Regions from separate parts of the Homo sapiens genome. Here region 1 is linked to region 2. The links are chromatin loops, found by intact Hi-C in ENCODE. Cell type or tissue: mammary epithelial cell. All regions are shown on one strand. Links, peaks and the distances in the headings refer to the core of each region. The heading gives the core; the rest is flanking DNA. Region 1 has its middle 170 kb from the start of ARHGAP21. Region 2 overlaps KIAA1217.

Region 1 (2,921 bases), core at 110-2,609, 200 kb after region 2:
CACTTCTGACATTGGGGATTACAATTCAACATGAGATTTGGGTGGGGACACAGAGCCAAACCATATCGGAGACCTAAGATTTCTTAGATCTGTAAGGAAGCCAGAATTTGTCTTTGACCTGTTTGGTCTCCTCCCTTGAGTGTTATCTCCTTTGTGGTTTTGAGCTCATCTGACCACACACACCAGGGTCTGAGTCTGGGGCCTCAGCCGCCTCCTTCCTCATATCCCTGGTGTCCTCTGGGCTGGAAAAGGAGGTCTCTACTCCTTTCTGAGAAGTGCTTTTTTTCACCTGACATCAACTCTAGGAAGCTAAGCCAAGAAGGCTTAGCTGAGCTGTTTGATTCTCAAACAGTTGGCTAACTTACTTGGAAATGGAGTCAGGGAAGAAGATGTTCAGGAATAACTAGATCATTGTACAGTGATTGCAGCTGCACATTCTTCAGTCTCACAAATGAATAGAATCCATTGCACAGCAGAAGTTGCCCTGCCAGGCCTAGCACACTTTCCCCCTCCTGCAAAAAGAATGTCCGCTCACTGAGTGACTCCAGAGAAAGGGGCCCTGACCTCTTCCTGCCCCTTCTGTCTAAAATCCCTCAAAGGAGACACTCCCAAGGTCAAGCGTGGCATCCCTGCCCCACGGAATCTGGCGTCTCCCTATCTTTCAGTGGGCGCCTCGCCCACCTACCCGCGGCTCCCTCTGGCCCAGCCACCCTGTTCTTTGGTCTGCTCCTCCTCAAGCCCCAGCCACAAGCTGCTTCCTGTGCCTGGAATGTTCACCCCACCACTTCCTCATCCTGATCTCAGCTCACACGCTGCTCACTCCAGGAAACCTGGATCTCACCCTCTATGAGTTCACCCTCCTTCACAGCACTTAGTGGAAACTAAAGCAGACAGTGGGGGTGAGTGGTGGTCAGTAAATTATCAAGTGCAGGAATCAATGTCTGTATTACACACAGAGGACCCCAAGGCAGGACCTGCCAAAAGTCAGGTAGGTTCATATTCTTCTGTGGGGTGCAGGCTGGGGGACGAGGTATGAGGGGCACGTAGTTCCTACTGTTCACACCATCCACATTTAACACTCTTTAAGACTTGAGATTGAAGACTCCTTTAAGAGGCTGCATCTCAGGAAAATACTGTTCACCTCCTGCCATCTGGTGGTCATCTGGAACTTGTGCACCTCGTTGAATTTCTCAACTTTATCTCAGTTTTTGCTGCAGCTGTATTATATAGTTTCAAATAGCTAGAAGGAGGATTTTTTTTTCCTGAGATGGAGTCTTGCTCTGTCGCCCAGGCTAGAGTGCGATGGCATGATCTCAGCTCACTGCAACCTATGCCGTCCGAGTTCAAGTGATTCTCCTGCCTCATCCTCCCGAATAGCTGGGATTACAGGCGCCCACCACCACGCCAGGCTAATTTTTGTATTTTTAGTAAAGAGGGTGTTTCACCATGTTGGCCAGGCTGGTCTGGAACTTCTGACCTCGTGATCCGCCCACCTCGGCCTCCCAAAGTGCTGGGACTACAGGCGTGAGCCACCGCGCCTGGCCAGAAGGAGGATATTGAACGTTCCTAACACAAACGAGAAATGTCGAAGATGATGGATATGTTAATCACCTGGATCTGATCATTATACCATATATATATATATATATATATGGTATACCATATACCATATATACACACATATATAATATGGTATACCATATATCATATATATACACACACATAGGGGTGGTTTATATATATATACATAGGGATGGTATACCATATACCATATATATACATATATATATATCAAACCATCCCTATGTACCCCTTGAGTATATATAATTATTTGCCAATTAAAAGTTTTTAAATGTAAATGTACCAGCCATATGCAGCTGTAGCCCCGAATGAAAACGTGAGGCAGTTGGCATTTGTCCTCAGCTTGGGGCTTCTTTTCAGAACTCCTCTGTGCCTTCCATCGTTTCTATCTTTGGGGGAAGTGATAAACTGAGATACCAGAAAACTGATGTTCCTTTCCAAGCATGTTAGGGCAATAGGAAGAGGGCAACAATTTAATCAAAGGATCAAGTGTCCGGTGGTGGAATGCCAAGTGTCAGAGGGCAGATCCAAAGTAGAATTTTCTGGGAATTCAAACTCCATGGGGCAGGAATGGGAATCCCCGGGAGGCGGTCTGCTGACCATGAGTTTGCTGTTCTTTCATTTCCACATTTTGGAATTTCTGGAGGAAGTCTTGCTGTCCACCGCAGGGCTGAAGGAGCTAGAAGCTGTAAGTGTGTGGATTAAAAAGTATGTGGATTAAAAAGCACTATTTGGGAGGCCAAGGCAGGAGGATCACTTGAGCACAGGAATACGAGGCCAGCCTGAACAACGTAGCGAGACATCGTCTCTATAAAAAAAAGAAAATGGTGGTGTGTGCCTGTAGTCCCAATTACTCAGGAGGCTGAGGCTGGAGGATCACTTGAGCCCAGAAAGTGGAGGCTGTGGTGAGCCCTGATCGCACCATTGCACACCAGCCTGGGCAACAGAGTGAGACCCTGTCTCTAAAGGAAAAAAATGTATGAACTGGGGAAGGTCCTTACTCAGGTAAGCTAACCAAAGCAATGGTTCAATTCAGAAAAGGTAGTTAGGAGTAGATGATGGTGTATTTTATCAAAATCTGAACAAACGTCGGCAGGCAGAACCTACTGGGCGTGTTCCATCTCTTAGCTTGCACGTTGTGTTTCTAGTTGAGCACCTATGACTGCATTAAATTCTGAGTAGCAGCTGCCGATGGTTCACTTGATAAAGGCTGTCATCAAAAGCCCCTGAGCCTCTTCCACCTGTGCAAAAGCTAAGCCATGTAGCCACTGTTCTATACTTGTGCAATTGCTATTTTGGACTCAGACAAATTTATATATATATCCCTGTCCCTGTCACAT
Region 2 (2,921 bases), core at 260-2,759:
GATCTGTGAATGAGATCACAGTCGTCCTATAGTTAGCCAATGTGTTTGTTCATTCTAATACTTTCTTTCTTTCTTTTTTCTTTTCTTTTCTTTCTTTCTTTCTTTTTTTTTTTTTTTTTGTTTTTTTGAGATAGAGTCTCACTCTGTCACCCAGGCTGGAGTGCAGTGGTGCTATCTTGGCTCACTGCAACCTCCACCTCCTAAGCTCAAGTGATTCTCGTGCCTCAGCCTCCCAAGTAGCTGGGACTACAGGCGTGTGCCACAAAACCCAATTAATTTTTTGTGTGTTTTTTGTAAATACGGAGTCTCAGCATGTTGGCCAGGCTGGTCTCCAACTCCTGGCCTCAAGTGATCTGCCCGCCTCGGCCTCCCAAAGTGTCGGGATTACAGGCATGAGCCACCATGCCTGACTTAGCTTTCATTTGATGAGAATATTAATTATTTCAAATTGCTCATAAATCTGCATTACTGTATGTCAGATATTGGCTTTAGCATTTTTCTCAAGTTATTTCATACAACAAAGTATAATATAAACATCATTATTACTATGTCATGAATGAAGAAAGTGTACATGAAACATGCCTAAGGTAATATGCCCAAAGTCTCACAGATAGTAAGTGTTGAAAATGAAGCTTACGCCCAGTTCTTTCTCTTTCCAGAAATTATACTTTCAACCACTATCCTATATTCACTATAGGATTACTTTAGATTCTAAGATTCCTTAGGAAATTAGAAATTCTTAGAATTAGAAGCTGTTGGGATATCACCCTGAACTCTTTTTTGTTAAATGTTGCTGCTTTTTAGTTTATTTACCCTTGAAGGTCTTTGAGGCTTTATATTTTATTATTGTTATATCAACTATAATTCTTAGTGTGACTTATAAAGTCTCACAAGGCTACGTAATTTTATTCCATCTTTAAGTATTTTAAACAGTTAGAAAAGGAATTATATTACAATTAGATTTCTCAATTTAGTAGCTCTTTTTTTTTAACCCAAATAATCAGAAATTACTTTGCTCCCCCAGTTACTGACAGACTGTGTATCTTTAGGATATAATTACTTTTTTTTTTTTTTTTTTTTTTTTGAGACAGACTCTTACTCTGTCGCCCAGGCCGGAGTACAGTGGCACAATCTGGGATCACTGCAACCTCTACCTCCCGGGTTCAAGCGATTCTTGTGCCTCAGCTTCCCGAGTAGCTGGGATTACAGGCACACGCCACCATACCCGGCTAATTCTTTGTACTTTTAGTAGAGATGGGGTTTCACCATGTTGGCCAGGCTGGTCTTGAACTCCTGACCTCAAGTGATCCACCCACCTTTGCCTCCCAAAGTGCTGGGATCCTGTCACGCCCGGCCAAGATAGAATTACTTTCAAGACTATTTCCCAACGTTTGGTCTTGTTATATTCTTTAGTTTTGTGTCATGAGGCTACTAATTTTTTATTCCTCAGTGGTAACTTTATGAAATCTCTTAGACTTGCAGCAATCAAGCCTCTCCCTTCTATCGTGGGCTTTAACTATGCAAGCAGTCAGCCCATTACAGTTTTTTCACAGACTGGTTACATTCAGCCCGAGTTTGAACCAGGGCCATTTGGGGGCATTTGGAGAGGATGAAGATGGACCAAAAGCAATCAGTTGACCTGTGTCTTGTTTCCTCTTGAATTTGGGATTTCAGCTGCCTCCTTTGATTATGCTGGAGACTGTATCATACTCGCTAGGTTCAGGGCACCCCCTTGTGGTGCAACTCGAAACGTAATCAACGTGAGGAAACAGAATGATGGCCAAATGACGAGGAATGAAGAGGCCACGCATGTAGATATGATTTTATTGTTCTTCCCATTTTTAAAACTCTCAAATCAAATCTCCTGTTTTTCTCCTGTTGTTTCAAATTTATCAGTAGTTATTTCAATGCTAAGTGGTTTTTTTTTTTTGGAGGTAGAAACAAATCAGAAAAGCAAGCACAAATAATTTAATGCTACATCTCGGGAGTTTTTAAAAAAATTTTATTACAAAAGTAACCATGGATATTCTAGGAATGTTAGAAATAATAGACTAAGAGTAGGAGAATTATTTACAATCCCATGACCCACATAGAATACTTGTGTTAATATTTTGGTGTATATCCTTCTCCTATTTTTTTCTAGGCACATAGACTCAAAGGAAAGAAACCACATGCCACAAGCACATGCCATTTTTTTTTCTTATTTATGTTATTTTATTTTTTGAGACAGGGTCTAACACTGTCACCCCGGGCTGGAGTGTAGTGGCGCAATCACAGGTCACTGAAGCCTCAACCTACTCAGGCTCAGGTAATCCTCCCACCTCAGCCTCCCAAGTAGTTGGTACTGCAGGCAGACGCCACCATGCCTGGCGAATTTTTGTATTATTTGTAGAGATGAGGTTGCAACATGTTGCGCAGGCTGGCCTTGAGCTCCTAGGCTCAAGCGATCTTCCCACCTTGGCCTCCCAAAGTGCTGAATTTACAGGTGTGAGCCACAGTGCCCAGCCCATTGTTTTCTAATATGATTTTATCCACTTAATTATATGTGTGAACTTCTTTCCCTCCTGTTACATGATAGCTACTTCATCATTGCATGTGGTTGCCTGGTTTTGTTGGTTCCACTGTGTGTGGGCAAATACCATATCATGCAGGGCCTCCTTGTAGATAACTGTAGATTATTTTCTTGGGTTCTTTATTAGAAATAGAATGGCTGGGCCAGGGGCGATGGCTCACGCCTGTAATCCCAGCCCTTTGGGAGGCCGAGGCGGGAAGATCACGAGGTCAGGAGATCGAGACCATCCGGGCTAACATGGTGAAACCCCGTCTCTACTAAAAATACAAAAAATTAGCCAGGCGTGGTGGCGGGCGCCTGTAGTCCCAGCTACTCGGAAGGCTGAGGCAGGAGAATGGCGTGAACCAGG

The links. Hi-C counts contacts between places; a loop is a spot of excess contacts. Peaks named below come from ENCODE experiments on the same cell type or tissue, not always from the same donor. Only the 100,000 strongest peaks of a DNase experiment are listed, where the experiment ranks them.
Region 1: a loop joins it to region 2, with 4 times the contacts of the local background. A loop is called at or near these places in 2 of 110 quality-filtered maps.

What each region holds. Positions count from the first base shown.
Region 1 is chr10:24,556,188-24,559,108 of GRCh38, forward strand. No RefSeq gene overlaps it. Among named protein-coding and RNA genes, the nearest start is that of ARHGAP21, 170 kb to the right of the region's middle. RefSeq lists a silencer at 2,434-2,881. In mammary epithelial cell, for the core only: a CTCF peak has its summit at 1,154 (motif pointing left); no DNase peak of the experiment used is centred there.
Region 2 is chr10:24,358,981-24,361,901 of GRCh38, forward strand. The region is part of intron 2 of KIAA1217; the gene reads left to right. Among named protein-coding and RNA genes, the nearest start is that of MIR603, 85 kb to the left of the region's middle. RefSeq lists enhancers at 1,529-1,608, 1,639-1,698. In mammary epithelial cell, for the core only: a CTCF peak has its summit at 1,735 (motif pointing left); a DNase peak (open chromatin) is centred at 1,711.